Linked DNA regions of Homo sapiens: all the other regions are linked to region 1. Evidence: chromatin loops called from intact Hi-C (ENCODE). Cell type or tissue: GM12878. All regions are shown on one strand. Region 1 overlaps LINC01339 (long intergenic non-protein coding RNA 1339). Region 2 overlaps LOC102724637 (a long non-coding RNA gene). Region 3 overlaps MEF2C-AS1 (MEF2C antisense RNA 1).

Evidence for each region. Hi-C counts contacts between places; a loop is a spot of excess contacts. Peaks named below come from ENCODE experiments on the same cell type or tissue, not always from the same donor. Only the 100,000 strongest peaks of a DNase experiment are listed, where the experiment ranks them.
Region 2: it touches region 1 in a loop (2.0-fold over the local background); 6 of 110 quality-filtered maps call a loop at or near these places.
Region 3: it touches region 1 in a loop (2.7-fold over the local background); 2 of 110 quality-filtered maps call a loop at or near these places.

Annotation. Positions count from the first base shown.
Region 1 is chr5:90,261,166-90,269,165 of GRCh38, reverse strand. It overlaps LINC01339 (long intergenic non-protein coding RNA 1339), which reads left to right. Exons shown (of 6, transcript NR_120601.1): 2 at 7,447-7,498. Among named protein-coding and RNA genes, the nearest start is that of LINC01339, 25 kb to the left of the region's middle. In GM12878, a CTCF peak has its summit at 3,708 (motif pointing right); DNase peaks (open chromatin) are centred at 3,815 and 5,865; H3K4me3 peaks cover 268 bases.
Region 2 is chr5:89,926,094-89,934,093 of GRCh38, reverse strand. All of the region lies in intron 2 of LOC102724637 (a long non-coding RNA gene), which reads right to left. Among named protein-coding and RNA genes, the nearest start is that of MIR3660, 87 kb to the left of the region's middle. In GM12878, no CTCF peak of the experiment used is centred here; DNase peaks (open chromatin) are centred at 3,183 and 5,279; H3K4me3 peaks cover 308 bases; H3K27ac peaks cover 1,158 bases.
Region 3 is chr5:89,075,797-89,083,796 of GRCh38, reverse strand. All of the region lies in intron 3 of MEF2C-AS1 (MEF2C antisense RNA 1), which reads right to left. Among named protein-coding and RNA genes, the nearest start is that of MEF2C-AS1, 200 kb to the right of the region's middle. In GM12878, a CTCF peak has its summit at 2,191; DNase peaks (open chromatin) are centred at 2,246 and 3,056; H3K4me3 peaks cover 628 bases; H3K27ac peaks cover 1,558 bases.

The DNA.
Region 1 (8,000 bases):
GAGTTGCTGTTTTACCTGTTTACCAGAAAATATCTAGCTTTATTTTTACTGAGGGATAAAAATACTTTATGCACATACATTTGAAATGAAAAGGTATAAATAAAAATGCAGTTGTAGAACAGAAAACCTGAAATAATAGATTATAATTTATTTGCTTTAGTATTCACAGGAGGTTAGTTTTTAGCTGTTTACATTAATATTACGTTTTTTTTTGTCAGGTAACCTCTGAGTCACAATATTTGATCACACTTAACACTGTTTTTAAAGGACAGAATTTAGGGTTTTTTTTTTGTTTGTTTTTAATAAATAGTATTCTATTGTCCTGAAAAAAGAATGATGTTATCATAGGCTTTTGTTCTGAACAAACTAATTCCCTGTTTGCCACTCATAATTTTTTAAAAATTATGATTAAAACACTAAATAATTCAGTTTAATTTACACAGAGCGAAATACATTTTTTTTGCTATAATTCAGAAATGTCAAGCCATTAAAGGGTTTTCGTAGGCAGAACCTGAAAAAGAAATGAGAAAGGAAGCGCCTAGAATGGCAAAAGATGTTGGGATTAGGAGGCTATTAATGGAGGGCCTAGAAGAAATAACAGTGAACACAAAATGTTGGTTTAGGCATGAAGTAAGCCCAGGAACACACTGGATGCACCTGCAATCACAGCAAAACCTATGTTAGTTTTTCTGTGATTGGGTTGGCTTTTCTGAAAAACAGGGATAATGGTAGAAAAATAAGTATAAGGCAAAAGCACAGTAAAATCTGCTTGGAAACCATTTATATTTGAAAATTATTTTTAAATGAAAAGATTATTTTCTGTGAAAGTTTAAATAATATATTGAATCAGATTTTAATGTAATAACTTAGCAAAAAAAACCCAAAACAGGGATGTTACTTAGGGGAAGTCACCCTTAATGTTCAGGAAAAATGCCATTTAATTGATAGCATCAATTGAGATCAAGCCATAATATGAAATCAAATTTTTCTAGAAAACTGACAAAAGATAATTTACCTTAAAGTCTTATGTAAAAAGAAGTAATTATACTGTACTTCAATAAAAATGGGAGAAAAAACACAAGAACATCAAGGTTTATGTATATAATTAAAATCTTTTTTCACCATCAGTCATTTTCATTTTCCAAATTGATACTATTTTTAAAAAATTAAATATGTATATATATATTTGTATTTTGACGATCATCTTCATCACGGTCATTCTTTGAACCAGGAAAAAATGAAATTATATTACAACTGTGCGACCAGACTGCTGAACAGGTTTGTTGAATTCTGTGTTGTGGGCTTAAGAACCAGCACGTGCCCTGGCGAAGTTCCTCTTGAACATGCTCCTGTTCTTCTGAGTCGGTGATTCAGGCACGGATGAGTTCAAGTTCGTTTACACAGGGGCTCTTTCTTTCTGGCTCTTAGTATGTAAATTTGTGAATACTATATAGACAATGATGAATGGTACCTTGATTAATTAAGTCTGTGAATGCTATTTTATTTTAGAGACTAAAAGGGTAAACTTCTATGTTGTCTAAATGTTGTTGGCTAGTGGGGGAAGGGACCAGAAAACAAGGCCATCTTTCCTATATTTGGCTTCTAACTACACTCTGTTATGATTTAAAAAAACTGAAGCTCAGACATTATTTTATTTTTAGTGCCCCCAGATGCCTTAATCAGGGTGCCTTTTTGTTATTGTTTTTCTGCAAACTTCCAGACTTTTCATAATGTATTACCCGAACCCTCTATTAGAGAGATGACAACAAAGTAATGTGGCAAGTATTAGCCTGAGTTTGCTTTCTTCATCAAGAGAAAAGCTATTAGAAATAAAATGCCAGCAGTTTTTTCAAAAACTGGTTTAGAGACCGATAGTTCTCAAAGCATGGTCCCTGGACAAGCAAGCATAACATTGCCTAGAACTTGATAAAAATGCAAATCAGTAGGGCCTACTGAAGCCCTACGGAATCAGGAACCCTGGAAATATGCTCAGCAATCTGTGTTTTTACAGGCCCTCTGGGCTTGTGAGCTCAAGTTTGGGAAAGGATGTCTAGAGAGCAGGGTTCTTGTTTCAGTTCTGCCATTTTCTAACCATTAGGTCTTGGTAAATTCACTTAACTTTTCTGAACCTTTGGTTCTCCCATCCATAAAGTGGGAGATGATCAACAATGGCTCTTCCAGTTCTAACATTCTGTAAATCTGGGATTCTAATTACTTGGTGAAAGAAAATTCATTAGGGAAAAACAATGCCTAGACATCTGGCTACAGTGATAAATCTGATATTGCTCAGTTATATACAACTTCCACATGTTTAATGTACAGTACAGTGATCCTTCTCAATCCTCATTAATTCTGTGTCTTCCTTGTAGCTGTTACTGTAAAATAAAATGAGCCTGCTAAATAACTCAAGACCACTTCAATTGCAAATAAGTAGAATAGATAACAGTGATCTTACTTTTAATTGCTGAAGATGATATAAAGCATCAGTGATATTATAAAGTGTAATTCAAAAGTACACAACTTTCATTAGAAGACCTTCCTCCCAAATTCATCATAAGCCGAAATAATGCTCAGAAAGTATGTAATTAAGTCTATAAGCAGTAATAGAGTGATGTGACCCCTTTTTACATTCAGTAACATATTTAAAGTTAAAAAATGATAAACATAAATTTTACTAAAGATCTGCTGAAACACACTTCTAGTACTCTGATGGAGATTAGTTGGCTCAAATGGCCAAAGGGCAAATCTTTTACTGTAAGATTTTCTATTCTCCTAAAAGTAACTTTCGAAGTGCAACATGTTTTTCAATTCATTCAGAGGTATGTTACATGGTTTGGGAAGCTATAGCTTTACTGAAAAATGCTATATGTATGTTTTTGTTAGTATTAGATGTGAACATGAATATTTAGATCATATAAACTGGGATGCAGGTCTGCTCTAAGTGGCTATGAACCCTGGGTACTGAGAAGTGCAGGTGCTGACATCTTGTGTATTTTTGTAATGTTAATACTGCAGACAAATTAACCTTCTTCATCCCATTATTGTACTAATCTGAGTCATTATTTAAATGTAAAAAACATGCCAATTTTTAAAAGACACACCAATGATAAATCTGCTTTGACTAATGTGAAGTAACTGGACAGAAGATTCCTGATGTTAAAGAGAAAAATGCACACACAACACACCACACACATGTGACATGGGTATGATCTGACTTTCCTTGTCTGGGTCTGTTCATAATTTCATTCAATAGAGTTGAATACAATATACACTTGGTTGCTTTGTTTAAAAGCCTCTAGCCGTGTATGTTCTTGCTTTTTTCTTATACAATAGAATGCTAGTAATTGTAAGCTTGTTTATGATATTGTGGAAGCAATATGAATATGATAGTTTTTATTATTTTTGTAGCTTATATTCTTGGTTTATATAAATCAGGCAGCTATTTTAAAAAATATATTTGCAAGTGAGGTCTTGAAGAAGCTTCATATAAAATTATATGATGCATTTCAATTGAGGGTGACTCTTCAGTATTTTGAAGACAGTTATCATGTACTGTCACTTATAATAAATAATTGCAAATTGTTTTCTTTTGGCTTTAGGTGGACACCGAAATTCTTTGCCTGAAAACCTTTTAAAAATATGAAAACAAGACAAAAAATGGCTGGGTTTTCTTTTAGAGTGGCAATGTCATTTGTCCAGAAGGGGGAGCTCTCAGTCCGCATGCAGCGGAGCAAGGCAGACAGTCTGGTATCTTATCTGCTGCTTGGGAAATTGTCTGACAGGAAAATATCAACACAAACCATGCGATTTGCCGCTGGAGCACGCTGGACCTCATCTGCTTAAAAAGATGCACGGATATAGTCATCACAGTTCATAATTTAATAAACTGCTAAAAAAACCACACATTTTCATTTTAGCGACTTTGGTCTCACAACTAAATTCACATTGCTACAAAGACATTTGAATTTTGCACTAATATGTCATGAGCACTGCACCCATTGCAAATTAATGAGTCTCTGAATAGCACTGTGCATTTGTCATTTGAATTTATGCTAATGCAGTGAGGTCTCCTGGTGATGCTGATAGTCCATAGCAGCTGCTTGAACCACAAAATATATCGGCACTTCCCTTCTACTTTATATTGCTACCTCCTTTTTTGGCTTTTCTGGCCTGTCACTTAGGCAGAAATTCTGTAACTGGTTATTGATAGGGCTGCTAATTATCTGTGACTTTACACTATTGGCCTAACCCCCAACACTGAGAAGAAGTAATGGATCAGTGTTGAGAGAATTATGTACATCACATAGAGACAGTCTCAGACCAGGAGGTCAGGAGGAGTTCACTGAGAACCAATGGTATTTATAAAGGATGTTATATGTAAATTGGCAATATTTTTTCAGTGATATCATGTCATTTATATCAATAAATCAATCTAAGAAAGTGACTGTAATTTTTGTAACCGTAATGAACAGCATTTATATGTGTGTGCAAAAATAGAAGGGGGTCCTTTCATTTTTTTCCTTTTCTAGTCACATTGCAATCTGAAAAAATGATCATCAGGGATGCAGAGTCTTCATTATGGTTCTACAAACTGCCTGTTGGTCAAAGAGATGGGGTAACAAAGAATCCAGTGATGGGATTATTGGAGTAAGGGGAGGGAGAAGCGCAAATAACTATTTTTATGGGACAAGTTCATGACAAAGGGGTCCCAGTGTCTGTTGTTGTTTTCTTTCCCAAGTCTTAATTGTGAAATCAAATTTTTTTCTTAGATTAGTGCTTCCATTTGACATGCTTCTAGAAGTAAGAATGAGGTATGTAGAATTTATCCTAATGGATTCAGGAAATCAAATTTGGTGTTTAGAAATAAGGCAAAAATTAAGCAGAAAATTAAAAGCTAAAAACAAAAGTATACATCTGGATTATACATCTTATAGAAAACTGTTCCTGATTTTAAGAAATGCTTTTTCACCTAGGGCCAAATTTTTTTCTTTCAAATAAAAAATTTTAAAAGAGATAAACAAATATACATTCTGGTTAAAATGTAGCATGGTTAGCATTAATTTCCTAGGTTGTAAATGAAGCGGAGAAAAGAAAGAGTCAATTCCTGAAATACTTTGAGGAGAAAAACACATTCCAAGACTGATGTGTATAATTGTTAGTGATGTCAGGAAGTACAGAGTGTAAAAGTCAAAATGACCTGTTTATCTCCAGTAGTGCCCAAGAGCAAAAAGACTCATTTCTGAACAATGAAACTCACAAAAGAAAGAGGATTTTTTATCCTGACTCTACAGCCTAGTAAGCTGCTCAGAGCACAAGCAGAAGATGCAAACATTCCTTTTTATCTCTACCTGTTGGCCTCAACCTAAGGGTTAAAGGGCCACTCTAGAGAAAGAAACTTGACTGGGAAGGCAGCAAATAGATTCTTTACTACAGCTCCTCCGTTTTCCATCAAGGAGAGGAGACGTTTTCACTCTTCTTGGAAAAACTTTGAAATGTAAACTGTTTCGATTGATGGCTCCTTCTGGCCCTGGCAACTCTTTTTGGTAGCTGGTGCTCTTTCTGTAATACTTGTTAAAAACGACTCCGTAGCAAAGATGTTGTTTTTTATATGATTTTTTTTTAAGTCAGCGCATGTGTGCGTACAGACAGGCTCTCATCTTGCACGGCGGAGACTGGCAGGTGAACACCTACTCCTGTTGCCCTTATTCATTTGCAATACTTTATAAGATTAGTCTCTTTGAAAGCTGTTTTCAGTCTAAACTGTCAATCCTCTTCGAATGTGGTCCCTCTCACTGTGAATGACTTCTTAGAACTTGTGAGAACACTGTGGCCTGAAAGTCCCTTCCTAGCCCAGAGAGTCCTCCATGCGTCACTGATAACTTGCCCCTAAACTTTCTACAGTAAGGTTGCCTGGGGACAGCTTTAAAGAACCAGATACGCAGCTAAGGTATCATATGTTTAGAGCAGTCTTTATGTACACAATTTCTGCCACTACCCACATGATTTTAATCATACTATCTTAGGGTAGAAATTTCATTTTCATTCAGTTATCTATGAAATGACCTTGTGTACATAATTTTTAATATTCTTATAGTATTCTTAAGCTACATCCATTTGGAAAGAATTAAGGTGGTGAAATTGATCAATCTGCTTAAACCAATTGATTTAGATTGTGAAATCAGTCAAACTGCATAAACCAGTGTGAAAAATACCCATTTTAGTCTAAATGTTGATTGCTTATATTGATCTGCTAGACTTACTGTGGTTAAATTATTTCTTTGTTCTGTGCTAGTCAGGTTCATGAGTTATGTGTTCTTATTTGTTGCGGACTTATTTTTCTTTGTCTGATCATATTGAATGCATTATGCTACTCTTCTCTGTTTTGCTACTGTTGCTTTCCTGAAGGGGTATATTCCCTTGTATGCACCATGATGAGGAAAGCTCCGTGGTGACCTGTTTCCCAGTGAAGCCACCTTTTCCACTCTTAGTTCTCCCACTTGCCAGCTACTGTATCCACTCACAGCACACTCTGAGATAGTGAGGCTGCAAATCAATAAAGATTTGACTTATTAAGGGTTAAGCCAGGCACTGATTAAGTGTATGATCTTAAGTTCAAGAAGCCACACTGGCTGTAGTCCTCTTCAGCCAAATGGCTGCTCAGGTGCTTAGACGTAACTCTTTCCCTCCATTCCTATACATATACATGCATACATACGTATATATATATATATATATATATACACACACACACACACACACACACACACACACACACACGCACATATATACACATTCTCTCATATATTCTCATATATAAGAGTGTGTATATATATATATGATGGAATGTGTATATATGTATATATGCGCATATATATACATATATACACATTCCCTCATATATATGCACATATATATACATATAATGTGTATATATGTATATACATGTGTATATATACATCTACATACACAAAGTTAGACTGGAATTATACTCTGTTATTTTTAGTTTTTAAAATTACAGATAAATAAGAAACACTTGAGTAAAGTTATCAGAGAAGATTCTCAACACATGTTCAAATTATTTGCTGAAATATAGGTAAAGTTAATCCCCCCAAGTCAATATGAATTATTTAATTTCCCTCTATGGCACTAAAAATTTAAGTAACGATTTTATTTTATCTTAACATACAAGTACATATGTTCTTGGTGCGCTGTGATTCCTGTGAAGTATGTACAAGCCTTCCACCAAGGTCTCTGCCTTCAAGACACTTACAATCAAGTATAAAAACAACATCAGAAATAATATGAGGAATTAATATAACAATACATAAGTATAAAAAGTATAAACTATAAAATTTTTTGTATTAAAATGAAAAGCACTAGATAGTATTTACCTTTCAGAACTATATTCTTGATTTCTTATATACAATTCTTATATTTCTTTTTCAGAATATGTGAAAAACATTTAAATCAGAAAGTAAATGACAGGATGATTTGCAAGGTCAGTGCCTAGGTTCCTTTCCCCCACTCCTTTTTTCTTCTCCCTGGTCCTATCAGGGACTTAAGAGCTATCCTGAGATCCTATTTCCATTTCCAAGGCTAATGTTTGGGCCAAGTAGAAACCGAATGATGAGACCTTTTTGTAGACTCATGTGGAAGTCCTAGAATTACTGGCCTTTTTCAAGAAGTTTTCAGTACATTCCTGCCCTTACAAAACTTTTTTTCTTTATTACAATGAACTTAAGTTCACTGGAGAGAATTATGAAAATTCACTCTCAATAAGGCCTTAATATTAATTTGTAAGGTGAAAATAATTTATAAAAATTCATAAAGAATTAGATAATATCTAAGAATACTTCTAAGTAAAATTTCTCTTTTCTATGCTTCCAAATGATAGCATCATGAAGTTCCAATTTTGACTAATTTGGGGCCCTGGAGCATAATGCACAGATTTAAAAAATTCCTGAAAATGTTTAAATTGAAATATGTTTTGAGTTTGATTA
Region 2 (8,000 bases), 340 kb after region 1:
AGGTATGTATGTAGGGGAAAATCAGTATATATAGGGTTTGGTACTATGTGCTGGTTGGGGAGATGAAGTTCTTCCTTTGCTGCAGAAAATATGACAGCATGGTCGGATATGGGAGATGCTTATGGTTTGAAAATCCTATGTAAATAACTGAATGATCTTTCCAGCTGCTAATGAATATAATGTCAAGAGGCAACATTTTTGCTATATCCCTTTTCTGAGAGGAGAACAAGTGTGGTGGTCTATTGAAATCTTTCTTACACGGTCATTTTTTTTCAAGTCTTTGCAACATACACTCTAATAATTTCTATATGAAACCTTAAATTCATCCTTACCAGTAGACAGCTCTGTTTGTAGTTAATCCCTATAGCAGTGGCATATTTCCTGGCTCCATCAGTGGTTGTGATGACTTAGAACTCTTGGTTAGAGAACTGTATCAGAAAGAATAGACTAGTCCATACTGCAGTGGCTTAAAACAGCAAAGCCTGGTTAAGGGCAGCAGGGATTTTTTTCTAAGCAGTGACTCTGAGATCATGATTCACTCTATTTTTTTGCCTCCACCATCTCATGCATAGGTTCCAAGGGGGTCATGAAAGAGAAAAAGAGAATTTTAGAGGAATCACTGTACTCTAAACTGCCTCAACCTGGAAATGATTTATGTCATTTTTTCTTATAGCTGTTAGAGGCCAGGACTCATCACGTAGTTCTAACCTAACTGTAAAGAAGGCTGGGAAATGTAGAAGATCATGCAGATATTTGACAATTAAATGTTTCTGCCGTAGTCCAACCTCCCAGTCACAAAATATTCGCTTATTTCCTTATCCTTCTCAGAGAACAAACTCAACCCCTCCAAAGAAAGATAACCTAAAATTTATTCAGTCACTGAGTCCAACTTAAAGTCCAGGAACTCTGGACTCATGAGAGCCTCTGAATTAGGTCCAACTATGTCTTCATTTTTTCCAGCATCCTATGAACTTGAAAGACAAATTGTATCTGCCCTCCACCCTAAACACAACAATGGAATACTCTAATTAGGAAAAGGAAAGAATTGGAAACAGTCCATAGTCCTTGGTTCATAGCACATCTGAAATCCCATTGCATAGATAAGGTGATGGCCCCCTATCTTGAGGGAGTGAGAGGGTGGGCAGGGAATGGGTGGGAATTTCCTTAATTAGGTAATGATTCTGCTCTATTTCTCTGTGCATTGTTCTCAGTAGTCCCATGCGAAGTGAATGTCTAGGAATGTGCCCTTTTTAACTATAGCACCTTCGTTTTCAGCTCACTTCCTGCTCTTGAAAGGCTGGGGGCCAAAGAGTTGTTTTAAGTCTTGAGCAGACAGATGATTTTTCAACCAGTCATGTGGTTTCTTTGGCAATGCATTTGACATACAAACTTAATAAGTTTCAAATCTATATGCTTCCAGTAAGTTTCATATTCCAGAAGTCCACCCCAGATTTCTTTTTAGACATTGTCCTTTAATTTGCTAAATGTCTTTGCTCCTAATACCTTCTTCTCTCTCAATTTTATGGTGGCTATCTTAAGGCTATTAGGCTTGAATTAAAAGATCATATCCTTAATTTGATCTTTGCAATGAATCACTTTATTAATTCAGAATGTTTGCCATATCATAAATTAAAGAATTGATGTGTGTCTTAATATAGATTTTGGAAGAGACAATGAGGCTAGTGAGAGAAAAGTTGAAATCATCTACATCCCTAGTTCTCAATGCCCTGCAGGGGAGATTTTCAATGTCTGGATACAATTTTTATTTTCAAAAATGGGGTGGAGTGGGGGATGGGTGGTGCTAGTGCTACTGGCATTTAGTGTACGAACGCCAGGGATATTGATAAACATTCTACAATGAACAGGGCAGCCCCACACAGCAAAGAATCATCTGGCTGTTCCAGATAACACACACAGACTTCTTCAAGAACCACTTAAGCTCTAATACGCCAGCATTTTCCAACAATATTAAGAAAGGTTGACAGTGCTTTTCACCTTTTTCAGATTTCATTGTAATACCCACGATTGAGATGGTTGGAGATAAAGCCATTATCCAGTGATAGTTCATCATGTTGAAGGAATCCTGCTGTATGTATTTTATATATTTTGATATGGATATGTGATATGCACCCTTAATACAATTCTAGTCTATAACAGCTACCTAACAATATTTCAGAATGAGCTTTTTCTAGTATTCTGTGCCATTAAAGAGTGGCCCCTTTGTACATTAATGAAAGCTTGTCCTTTAGAATGAATAGGAAGTCTAAGAATTTGGCTAAATACCATCTTTCTGGAAGAGGAAAAAATTAATGGCAAAATATTAGAAATATAATTGATCAAATGCAATACTCATTGTAGTCAAGAGTAAGTAATGCAAAAATCTGTAATTCTCATGAAAAACAATATTAAAATTGTGTTCCCGGGAAGTTAGTAACATTTTGACATTTTTTCTCTATTCTTTAAATGGTTCAGAGCAACTATTTATTAATTAGCATTTTCTTTAAGAAAAACTAATATCGTTGTGGAGGATTAACTTCACTTTGGAGTGTACTACTCCCTTAAAAGGACCATTAAAAGGCTATAAAATTAATTGTTTTCTACTAATAAGTTATTATTTAGAATCACTTAGTTTCATCTACCAGAAAAAAATGCTTTTTGAGTTAGAGGTTTTATATTATCTCAGTCTTCTCATCCATGATCAATACTTACTCCATTTTTGTTATTATATCTGTTTCCTTCTGGTTCTCATCTTAGCTCAAAAGAAAAAGGATGATTGAACAAAATACCTTTTGAGTAGTCTCTCTGCTCCTCAAAGCACATGTCTTCATAATTATCTCAAATTTGCATATTTATTGTTAAATAAATATAAGGGGAATTTATTGCAGTATGCTGCATTCTTTGCACTCTCTGTGTCTTGTTTGCATCTTGCCTGTTTTGATCGTTTTAGATTAGAGGCACATGAATTATCATTTATTTTAAGTGCTATATTATAGTCATTTTTGCAGAGAAAGAAAGCAGTCAAAAAACAGATTGTCCAACTTCTTATAAATGAGAATGTCACAAATAAAATGCCAGTTTGTTCACCTTGTCCTTTGCACTAACGTCAAGCCATTCTCTTCGATGCCTTTTTTGTAATTATGAGTAATAGCCCAAATATTTTACAGCAGAGAGATGAGTCACAAAGCGGAAGAACTATAAATACTTTTGTTCTCGAGAAACAATGAAGCTGTATATTCTTTCACATTCACCCACCACATATGTGTTTTATTTAAGGTTAAGCTTTTTTAAAAACAACTTTCTCCTGCTTTAAGAGTTCCAATCTCCAGTACAAGTTTTGTTTTCCAGTAAACTGTTTCATTGTATTTGATGCTTCATAAATGTATCTAAATCTAGCTCATCATGCACTGCTAGCTACACCTAATCATACACACATGTCTGAATTACTCCACTCCTATTTAAAGGAAAAGAACAAAAAGTAAGAATGGCAGATGTGTTCATAATTAATATCCTACTGGGTTAATCAGTAGATCCTCAGGAATGCTATGAGGGTTTTGATGTATTCAGAAAATCACTGCCTTTATCTATAGACCTCTTTAAAGACAAACATACAACAGTTAGTTTTTAGAAGATGTGATCCTTGCAAATAAGATAGTAAATAATATTGTCACAGACTTGCCTCTTTGAATAACCTAATTCCATGCTTGATTTTATATGTTTAAGTGAGGAATTTATGGTTCATATTTACAGCCAGTGATATGTGCAAGGATTGCTGTTTACTAACATCACACTCAAAATTTCTTGTAGACATTTCAAGCAATTTGAAGTATAGTTCTTCTAGAAGTAACTAAATATAAACAAGATGGGCACTTTTTTTAAGGAGATTGATATTTCAGAATTGTTGATCACTCCTATACTTGTGAATGAGAGAATATAAGAGACATGGTAATTCACTGAAGGAGAAGAAGAAGAAGGAGAGCATTGCATTATTGGAAAAACTCCATCTTTATAGCGAGACAATACTGAGTTGAAAGCTCAGTCTCCCACTGTGCAACTCTAGGAATTGCTTAAGAGCTCTGGTCTTTGGTTACCTCATCTACTAATGCAGAATAATAACACTTCTGTCTTAAGGTTTAGAGTGTTAAAATAAAGCAGTACTTGGGACATTGAAAAATGCTGAATTTAAAAGTCCTGTTTCATGGGGAATATGAAACTTTCATTCTAAAAAGACTGTACTGTATGAAAGATAAATTTTAGTTATATTGTGGTCCACATTTCAGTTTTGGAGTTAATGTATTCAGGTATGTGCCTGTCACAAAAGGGTCGTGCATTAAATGTTGAGTGAAAACATTGTGGCTTAGACAGAAATCTTGGAATTTAACTAGAAATTTATTTTTTTAAAAAATGAAAGAATAGGAAGAGGTTCATCAGCTCTGTCTTGACTATCTCTAGATCTATGATTGATGCAATATTACCTTTAAGTAAAAAAAAAAAAAGCTACATAATTATTTTAGTTTTATTGTATCTTCTTAAGTATGTTTCAAGTACTTTCATTTGTGTTTGACTCTTCAAGATCTTACCTTCACTACAACCCAGTATTTCCATTGCAAGTGATAATATTGCAATGGAATATTGCAGTCTTTCTGAATAACAGAATTTACATTATATCAGTCCCCGAGAGGACCAGGGGCATGGAAAGATCAGGGTTTGGACACTTACACCCCCTTGTGTTTTGGGAGAGGTCATGGCAACTCGCTGTCCCTATGTGCAGCTTGCCTAGCAAGTATCCTTGTGCCTGAAGGAGTGAGATATTAAATAGCAAATTAAAAAAGACATTTCAAGCAATTTGAAGTATAGTTCTTCTAGAAGTAACTAAATATAAACAAGATGGGCACTTTTTTTAAAGGAGATTGGTATTTCAGAATTGTTGATCACTCCTATACTTGTGAATGACAGAATATAAGAGACATGGTAATTCACTGAAGGAGGAGAAGAAGAAGCAGGAGAGGATTGCATTATTGGAAAAACTCCATCTTTATAGTGAGACAATACTGAGTTGAAAGCAATTTGAAGTATAGGGTTAAAAATGAGATTGAGAAGTAAAGCAAAATGGGTTACATTTTAGTACTTTTAACTTCATTTTCCCCCAGTTATTTTTGAACAAAGGGGCACCACATTTTGTTTTTATACTGAGGTTTGCAAATTAGGCAGCTGGTTCCCAAACATGTGGCAGAATGGTCAGACACTTCAGCCTGATCTCCTATGCCTTCCTCTGAGGTTGCATCTTATAGAACCCAACTTGCCAGTCCCCTCTGCCTCTTTCTTTAACAAATTTCTTTCTGTTTCCTACCTCAGGAACTCTATACTTGCTATTTCTTCCTTCCACTATACCCTTCCTCCTTGTTCTTGATTTCTAAGTATAAGCATCACTTCTTAAGAAAACCTTCTTTAACCATGCTAACTGGAGGAGCTCTTCTCGCACAGAAGTTATTGCTATCACACCTCTCTCTTTTATTTTCCTTATATAACTTAACTACTATGTGCTTATTTTTAATCTACCAATTTTGCTCAATAGGATGTAAAATTCCATGAGGAGATATTTTGTTTATATTATTCAAAGTAATATACCTATATCAGCGGGTAGGGGTGGAAAAGTCCCAGGGCATAGTAGGTACACAGTAATTCCTTGCTAAATAAACACATGCTATTGATTCATTCTAAAAATTTATGAAAACCTACCGTGGCAAATAACACTAGGATTTAAAGGGGATATCAATGTGGCTCTTCTAGGAGTCTCTAATCCAATTGAGGAGATGGAAGTAGATATATAATTAAAAATTGTAGGTAACTTTAATGGTTAAAATTAATGTTACAATGTACCATAATATTTCTTGGGTAGCAATATAATTAAGTGGTTTAGAAAAGTTTGGGGCACATAAGATTACAAGAAACCCCAATTTTTGTATGGTTGTGTTTACATGGAAGAGGTCAGAGACTCAGGAATATTAACCTATGAAAATCTTTATTTTTTTCTCTAAATTCAATAGCTTTTTGGGGAACAGATGGTGTTTGGTTTCATGAATAATTTCTTTAATGGCGATTCCTGAGATTTTGATGAACCCATCACGCCAGCAGTGTCCACTGTACCCAATGTGTAGTCTTTTATCCCTTGCCACCCCCACCTTTCCCTTCGAGTCTCCAAAGTCCATTGTATCATTCTTATGCCTTTGCACCCTCATAGCTTAACTCCCACATGTGAGTGAGAACGTACAATGTTTGGTTTTCCATTCCTGAGTTACTTCACTTATAATAATAGTCTCCAGTTCCATCCAGGTTGCTGTGAATGCCATTATTTCATTCCCCTTTATGGCTGAGTAGTATTCCATTATATATACATATATCTATCTATCTATCTATCTATCTATCTATCTATCTATCTATGCATCTATCTATCTATATATCTATATCTATATATATATATCACATTTTCTTTATCCACTCATTGATTGATGGGTATTTGGGCTGGTTCCATATTTTTGCAGTTGCAAATTGTGCAGCTATAAACATGCGTGGGCAGATATCTTTTTTGTATAATGGCTTCTTTTCCTCTGGGTAGATAACTACTAGTGGGATTGCTGGATTAAATGGTAGATCTATTTTTAGTTCTTTAGGGAATCTTCACAGTGTTTTCTATAGTGGTTGTACTAGTTTACATTCCCACCAACAGTGTAAAAGTGTTCCCTTGTTACTGCATCCCCACCAACATCTATTATTTTTTAATTTTTTTATTATGGCCATTCTTATAGGAGTGAGATGGTATCATATTGTGGTTGTGATTTGCATTTCCCTGATAATTAGTGATGTTGAACATTTTTCCATATGCTTGTTGGCCATTTGTGTATCTTCTTTTGAGAATTGTCTATTCAAGTCCTTGCCTACTTTTTGATAAGATTTTTTTTAAATTTTATTTCTTGCTGATTGTTTGAGTTATTTGTAGATTCTGGATATTAGTCCTTTGTCAGATGTATAGATTGTGAAGATTTTCTCCCACTCTGTGGGTAGTCTGTTTACTCTGCTGACTATTTCTTTTGCTGTGCAGATACTTTTTAGTTTAATTAAGTCCCATCTGTTTACCTTTGTTTTTGTTACATTTGCTTTTGGATTCTTTGTCACGAACTTTTTGCCCAAGCCTATATGTAGAGGGGTTTTTCCAATGTTATCTTCTATAATCTTTATGGTTTCAACTCTTAGATTTAACTCTTTGATCATCTTGGGTTGATTTTTGTATAAGGTGAGAGATGAGGATCCAGTTTCATTCTCCTATGTGTGGCTTGCCAATTATTCTGGCACCATTTGTTGAATAAGGTGTTCTTTCTGCACTTTGTTTTTGTTTTCTTTGTCAAAAATCAGTTGGCTGTAAGTATTTGGCTTTCTTTCTGTGTTCTCTATTCTGTTCCATTGGTCCATGTGCCTATTTTTATACCAGCACCATGCTGTTTTGGTGACTATGGCCTTTATAGTAGAGTTTGAAGTCGGGTATTGTGATGCCTCCAAATTTGTTCTTTTTGCTTAGTCTTGCTTTGGCTATGCAGGCTCTTTTTTGGTTCCATATTAATTTTAGGATTCGTTTTTCTGGTTCTGTGAAGAATCATAATGGTATTTTGATAGGAATTGCATTGAATTTGTAGATTGCTTTTGGCAGTATGGTCATTTTCACAATGTTGATTCTACCCATCCATGAGCATGGGCTGTGTTTCCATTTGTTTGTGTCATCTATGATTTCTTTAAGCAGTATCTTATAGTTTTCCTTGTAGAGGTCTTTCATGTCCCTGATTAGGTATATCCATAAGTAGTTAATTAATTATTTTTGCAGGTTTGTGAAAGGGGTTGAGTTCTGGTTTTGATTCTCAGCTTGGTCACTGTTAGTGTATAGCAGAACTACTGATTTATGATGCTAATTTTGTATCCTGAAACTTTGCTGAATTCATTTACCAGTTCTAGGA
Region 3 (8,000 bases), 1.2 Mb after region 1:
CCTTAATATTTTATAATCTGGCGAATTCATGCAGTCAAGACCATTCCAACAAAGAATGTGGTGATGGTGAGCATTAGAATATATTATACACCCATGAACTGTGGCCACACTTTATCTGTAAAAGGGCATTAACTGTCCCTCAGGAGTGAAAGATTCAAATGAGCTAAAATACAAAGTATCTCCTTTGTTTTTATTTGCACATATCAAAAGCAAAAAAACTTCATTGTGGACATTATGAAGTCAAATGTAATTCATAATGGTACTGCTGTTTTGTGAAAGGAGAACAGACAGAATCCACTTTCTAAGATTAAATTGAAACTTCCTTCTCCAAATGTTAAGCTAAAATTATGGGCAAAATTCTTTTCTCACATTTGCATCACGGGACTTAAGCCTGTTATTCTTTCCTCCTACAAGACAGACTCCTGGGAGTCCTACATACTTATCAGGAGCAAATATTGGATTTGACATCTGCAATATACATCTTTGTAGAATTTTGTCCCAACTCAAAATACAAGCTTGCTTTTTATTGTTCTCTTGAGGTCTTAGAAAAGAGTTTGTCTTTTTACTGTCTCAGAAATGATATTAATTTTCAGAAAGAAAGTCTCTGAAAGCATTAATCCCATAGGAATATGTTGAGTAACATCATTTTACCCTACATATACATTCATAAACTTTGTACTACTTAGAAGAGAAAGCAGGAAGGGGGAAGATAAGGAAAAGGCGAGGAGGATGAAGAATGATATATTGTGAAAAGAAGAGGTCACTAGGTGTAAAAACTGCATGCTTCCAAAAGCAATGGAATTCTAGGGTTAGCATAACCTGATGTACTCATGGGGAGCAATTGCTAAAATTACAGACTGAAACGAGTATTGAAGCTTTATGTTCTCTTTATAAAACTCTCACTCTCCTTTTTCACTCATTTAATATGCTTTATTTGACAGCTGATTGGAGTATTTGACCCTGACAGTTCTCTTCACAGATGGAATGTTAAGCCTGAGAACCTTTAGCCAGCTACATAAGACCAGCCTTGGGACCCAGTGACATCTTTGAACTCTGGCTCTTTCCTCGAGCTTGATTAGAGATTTCATCCTGACTGCCAAAGGGAATGGGAACCTTTAATGAGAAATGGTGTTTTGCGCAGGAGCCACTGATACAGGAAAGAGAGGGACTCTACAAATTAGAGGCTAACTTGACTGAAAAGCTATAGGACTGAAAAATCACTTTACAGGACTGCACCATTATAAATCATCATATAATTATGTATGCAATATATAAAATGAACATAAAGCATATGGAGAATAATCTTCATAGATATTGTTAATATGAATCTTAAATGCCACCATAAATGTTTTGCTACCTCAAACTCATAGTGCTATAAGAGTGAATCAATGAAAATTCTGCCATTTGAAAAAGGACAATATATGTACCACATCTTATGTTATTTAATGTTCTTTTCACTAAAAGAACAATTTTGGTTTTGATATGCAAAGTTTCTTTTGGGGGAAATGTATTTCTATTGGTGTTATTTTACTTGTACTATTTTTCTGATTTTATTAATATGTAGAATAGCTGAAAAATAAAATTCTTAAAGGAAAAAGTGCAAATGCTTTCTGTAAAGCATACCCTCTGAACTCTGGTAGGTATGCCATTAAATGTAAGTTTGCCTTGTTTAGTTTGTTGGTCTTCTCTCCTGAGAAACAGCTGGCTTAAAATTAAAATTATGAACAGGAAATCCAAACCATTCAACTAATCTGGTGGATATTATTTAAAAATTAATAAATTATCCATGGGATTAGTTGTGAAATTTGATTAAATTTTTCAGTAAAGGAGATCCATCAAATTATTGTACAGGTCTCCATTAAGTCATTCTAAATTATTCTATATGTTTCTGGGATATAATTAGATATGTTTTCTGTGTACATGAGGCATTACAATATTTCAGTCACAGTCACAATTTCTAAAGAGACCACCAAATCACTCATGGGAGAGAAGCCTTACTTGTTGATCAAGCTTTCTTTGAACAGTGGCTAATACACAAGATAAACTTGGAACCATATTATTTGTTATCTCTATCAGGATTTCAATGCTTGATCCATTCAGGAAAACCAAGTTCAAGGTTTTATAAAAGCTCAGTCATAGATTACATGGCCTGCAACATGAAAAAACCCTGCAGGAAACTGTTAGGTGGCAGCATGGCTCTTTTTCACCTGGCTGGTTATTCTAGCAAACTGATTACCCCCATCACTGCACAGAAGGCAAATTTGTGCTGTGGTCTCTATCACTGCCCTAGTTTTTCTTGTTTCTCTTTTCTGCGTTTCAATCGAATGCACCACTGAGACACTCTTCTCTTTACCTTTCTTACAAGTTGTCTTTTCTTTGTTCAGAAAACATAGATATGCTCCAGGAATACTAGATGTTTACTGTAGTTACTCATGCAGGCTGAGTATTTTTAAGGCAAAGAAACTGGTGTTTTTAAAAAGATCTCTATTTTAATCCAATCCACCTCCAGTGCTACAAAATGCAATACAAAAATGTTTGTTTTAAATATTTAGCAGTTACCAGTTAAACTAAAGAATCAAGGCTCAAAAATAAAAAGATATAGACTTGATAGCATATTGGACCAACATAATTAATTTTAACTTTTAATTATAGTTAAGTGTGGGAATCCCACATAGTCATAATTCAACAGTTCTCCACATTTTATATGCCTGATCACATTCACTTTGTTATTAGCATCGTGCATAGGATTCTTTCGGGTGTTTGTGTTTGCTTGTCACCTAAAATATAAGCTATCTCTCCTAGCTTTTTCTCATATGCAAATTTCATCAGCTTTACATCAACATTTTGTCTATGAAGGGGTTTGGGGAAAACCAGATGACTTGTGTGCATGTGTTTACACACGTATACACATATACATTCATCTTGAGAACCACTATATTTTTAAGATTCTTAGACATCTTTTAATGAGTTTTTTAAGACAAGTGCAATGAAGAAACAAAGGTGTTAAATATCTTGAGCAACCCTATAAAGGTGTCTGAGCTTCAGTACACTGACGATTCTGCAAAACCAATGAGTTCTTTCAGACTTCTGACAATGCACCAACTCGTCTCTCTACATCTGTGGTGATGCACATCCTCCTTTCCAGCCCCTACTTACCCTTTCCTCAGAGGTCACTCTTATTCTGAATTGTGTGTTACCTATCTGCCTGCTTTATCACACATGTGCATACATTGTTTGCTTTCACTTAGTTTTGAATGTTATAAACAGGTATCATACTGTCTGCATTTTTGGACACTTGTTTATTTCACTCAAGATTACATTCTTAAGATTTATCTGTGCTATTGTGTGTAACTGTAGATCAAGTTAATGTTTACTGCTGTGTAATATCCCATTATGTGACTATATAATAAATTTTTATTTATTATTCCACTAATGGTCTTTCAAGTTCTCTTCCCCATTTTTTGCTTTTATGACACTTCACTATGAAAATTCAAGAACATATAGAAATTGGATACCTGGGTCACAAGATAAATGTTAAGCCTCACAAAATAATGCCAAATTGTTTTCCAATCTTTTAATCTGTATTTTTCAATTACCCTTACAGCGAGTAGGTAAGTAACATTAAATGGAAATTTGAATAGATTACATATGACTATGTCATTTGAATAAATAGTAAATGAATATAATGACATTCTCAAAACATATAAAAGGATACACAATGAAACTTATGTCCCTTTTCATTTCTATCCCTTAATCCTTCATGTCTCCTCTTCAAAGACATGCCTTGCTACCAATCTTAAATAAACTATTCTTTAAAAATCTTTAATGTCAAGACATTGTTTGGGCATGAATTCGATTTTTTTAAACATCCAAATATATTTAGGACCAATTTGAGTAATAAGTAAGAATAACATTTTGAGTCAAAATTGAGTTATGTCTAAAAAATAATGACTTGATGTGATAAGTGGTATCTATTGAAAAGTTACAGCTGACAACATACTTAATGGTGAAACACTGGGTGCTTCACCCATAAGATGGAGAATAAGGCCAGGATGTCCACATTCACAACTACTATTCAATAGTGGACCAGAAGTCTTAGCCTGTATAATATGACAAAAAGGTGAGGAAAAGCAAAGGCAGAAAAAGAAGTAATAAAACTATTTCTATTCACAGATTACATGCATATTTACAGAGCCAGTCTTAAAGAATCAACAGGAAAAGAAGAAAAACTACTGGAACTAACTTACAAGTGAATTTAGCAAGTCTCATATTAAAAGCCAATGTATAAATAAAACCCAGTTTTATTTCAATCTACTAGGAGCGAATGATTGGAAAGTTAGTATTAAAATGGTTTTATTTATATTAGCACAAAATATTTAGAAATTAATTTCAGCAAAGATATATAAGACTATATTGAAAACTAAAAAATGCTGCTTAGAGAAGTTAAAGAAGACATAAATAAGAAGGCCATTAACATGCCTATGGATTAGAAGATTTAATATTTGTGACTCTTTTAAAATCAACTTATAAATTTAACTTTATCTCCATGATAACCCTATTAGGTTTTTTATATAAGTTTACAAGCTGATTTTAATACTTATATGAAAATGCAAATGACTACAAATGGCCATAACAACTGGAAAAAGATTTTAAAAATTGGAGGTCTTACACCACTTGATTCTAATACCTACTATAAAGTTACAGTAAAAAAACCGGAATAGTACTGGCACAAAAATGTACAAATAGATTGACAGAACAGAATAGAATCCAAACTGGAAGCAATTTTATACAGATAATTGATTTTTCAATCAAGGCACCAAAGCAATCCAATGGGGGAAAGGCAAATCTTTTTAACAAGTGGTGCTGGAACTTGATATTTACATGAAATTTATTTATAAGAAAATACTTGTCAAATACTCAAGTATTAACTAATCATAGTGTATTTGTCAGTCATATTTCAGGTAACATGGTGTTCCATTCACTTGCAACTCGGTCAATAGCACAACTACGTTTCTTCAAGACAGCCATGGTATTTCAGGATGCAGTAGGCGTGCTTTACATGTACTTTCCATTTTGTCACACAGTGTTAAAAAGTTACATACTCAAGGATAAAGACATAATAAAGTTAATAATTTATATTGCTTTACCAAGGGCAGTATTTAGAGGAAACTAATTTATTTTTCTTGTGTGTGGCAGTATCTACTATTACAGTTTGGTGTCACTGTCTTTCTGCTAAGATTTCAGCAGTTTTCCCAATCATTACTTTTGCAGCATCCGCGTAAATGTCAACACTGTGAAAAAGGCAATAACATCCTACTACTATCGTGAAAATAGCATTGACAATGCAGTCTCCCTAAAAAGTCAAAAGGAGCCCCCTCAGGATCCACAGACCGAACTTACAGAACTAATGATTAGATGATTGGTTGGTAGATAGACAGATAGAGATTCAATTAATTGAAATCATTCAGCATATTGAAAGATCTATTATTAAGTAAAGATATTACTATGTATCCAGCCCCTTATGCAGAGAATGCAGAGAAACAAATGCCCATCCACTCTCATCCTAGTTTGTTTAGAGAAATCCAAGTCTACATTTTTCTATTTTCTAAATCAGTTGGAAAGAAAACAAATTTTCATAATGATATACATACATACATATGCACATATGTATACATAGGTATAGACATAGATGTTATACATGCATATATAATAAATGGGCAGCTTGAGTTTTTACCATGATGGTTTTCAATAATATAAAGTATAAAATGTTCTTAGACTGAGCACTTCAGTTGGATTCCACACTATGTAGCAAGGTTGAGATGCAGCTTTAGCCACTAAAACTAGCCAAGACCTTGTATCTTACTGCTCAGAGGCTAAATTCCATCCAGCCCAAACTGTGACCATATCACTGAGAGTCTCACTGTAGCATATCTAATTGTGCTACACTATATTACTGAGGAAATATGAGACTATTATATTTAACTCTTTGATTTCTTAAGTGAAAAATTTTGTGGGAGAGATGCTAAAGGGGAGAGAAATTTGCCAAGACAGGCTTTTAAAAGACACAATAATTAGCTAGAGACACCACTCCTTCCCCAGGACTAACGAAGGACAACAATCAATCTTGGTATATCATGTGGAGAAAAAAATGTGCCCTTTTAAAATATTTCATAGCTCTCTGCAATTTTTAGTTCTCATCTGCCAGGCAACATAATAACATTCCTTCCCACATGAGTCCACATTAGGTCAAATATCGATTTTCGAGCTAGATGAATAAAATAAAACATTTGTGAAAGAGCAAAATATCAGTCACATCTAGCCAGCCAGATATTATAAAATATCAAGTAGTCGACATTTAGATTCTTTAATGTTTAGACTGTCAGTTGTAAGACCACTGCAAATTTAAACCAAGCCTCCTCTCATCAGTTTCCTGTTATATTTGAAACAGTTATTCTGGAAAAAAAAAAAAAAACAACCCTGATGTTACTATCTTCATTTTCCTATGAGGTCACAGCCAGTCTGCCTACCTTCTTTCCTTCTCAAAATTTTTTTGAGCACCTACAATGTGCCAAATAGACCTGTAATATCTCACAGCATGGTATTATGCCTCAATGTGCTTGGCTTATCTATAGAAGTGATTAGGGAATCTTTGGGAACCAATGCAACAGAAACTGTACCCATAATACATAATTACCTAAGACAGCAACAACTTATTTACTATAATTATGAGTTTTCGTCCAGTCTCAGCTATCTTTTCTCCTATTGTGTCCCAACTTCTGTGCTGATGATTGTGTGCTGTATTTTTTAATATCTCATTTTATGATGTTACTTTGGTATCATGTAATTTCCTGAATTTTACTCAATTCCACTCATTTAACAACATTGACTATTCACTTTGCAAACAGTTTACTCTCTTTGGTTTGCTGTATTTATTGCCATCACTGAAATTTTGACTTACTTATCATCTTCTGCCATATTTATAAAACACACGTAAATCTGGGAAGACAGTCTAGCATAATGTTTAAGTAAGATCTTGGACTCTGAAGCCAGTCTGCCTGAGTTTGGATTCCAACTCAGTCATGTCCTAGCTTTGGGGCCATAGACAAAGCCTAACCTCTCTAAATCTGTTTTCTCAGCAGAATGGAGATAATCACAGTAACTCCTTCAAAGAGTTACTTTAATATTAAATGAGATAACGTACACAAAGCACTTAGCATAGTACTTGGTATATGGTAAGAGGAAAACAAATATTACTCCAATGAAATTAATACGTAAATAGATTACATTTGTCCTAAATTCACTCATTATCTTGATTGCTATAGGTTAATTAGTACACTTCCCACTTTCATTCATTACTAATAATTGTCATTCTTGCCTGCTAACTTTTAGACTGGAACTTCCACCTTCAGCTTTCCTGGGTCTCCAGTTTGCTAACTGTAGGTCTTAGAATTTGTCAGCCTCCATAGCGTGTAAGTTAATTCCTTATGATAACCTCCCACCCCCTAACCTTTTTGTTTTCACTCTCGCTCTCTTTCTGCATGTGTTATATATATTTGCATCCTATTGGCTCTGTTTCTCTGGAAAACCCTAAATAATACAGGTGGGAATGAGGGCAAACTGTAGAGTGCATGCTTTGCTCCAGCTGATGGCTTTCTTGCAAGAATGGTGACCCAATGCTGCCAGATAATGTGTCAAAAGAATACAGAAATCAAAGAGTTTTACTATCTCAATTTTTAAATATTGGCAATAAAGTTAAATAAAGCATAAGCACATCTCATCAGCCAATCAAAACACGTTTAGAGACCACAGATATCCCAGGATCTCTCATTATTTACCTCTGCTTTAAATAGGAGCCATTCGAGTTTTCCTGAGCAAGATTATTATTTTTTGTTATTTTTATTTTTTGAGATGGAGTTTTGCTCTTGTTGCCCAGGTTGAAGTGCAGTGGCGTGATCTCAGCTCACTGCAACCTCCACCTCCCAGGTTCAAGCGATTCTCCT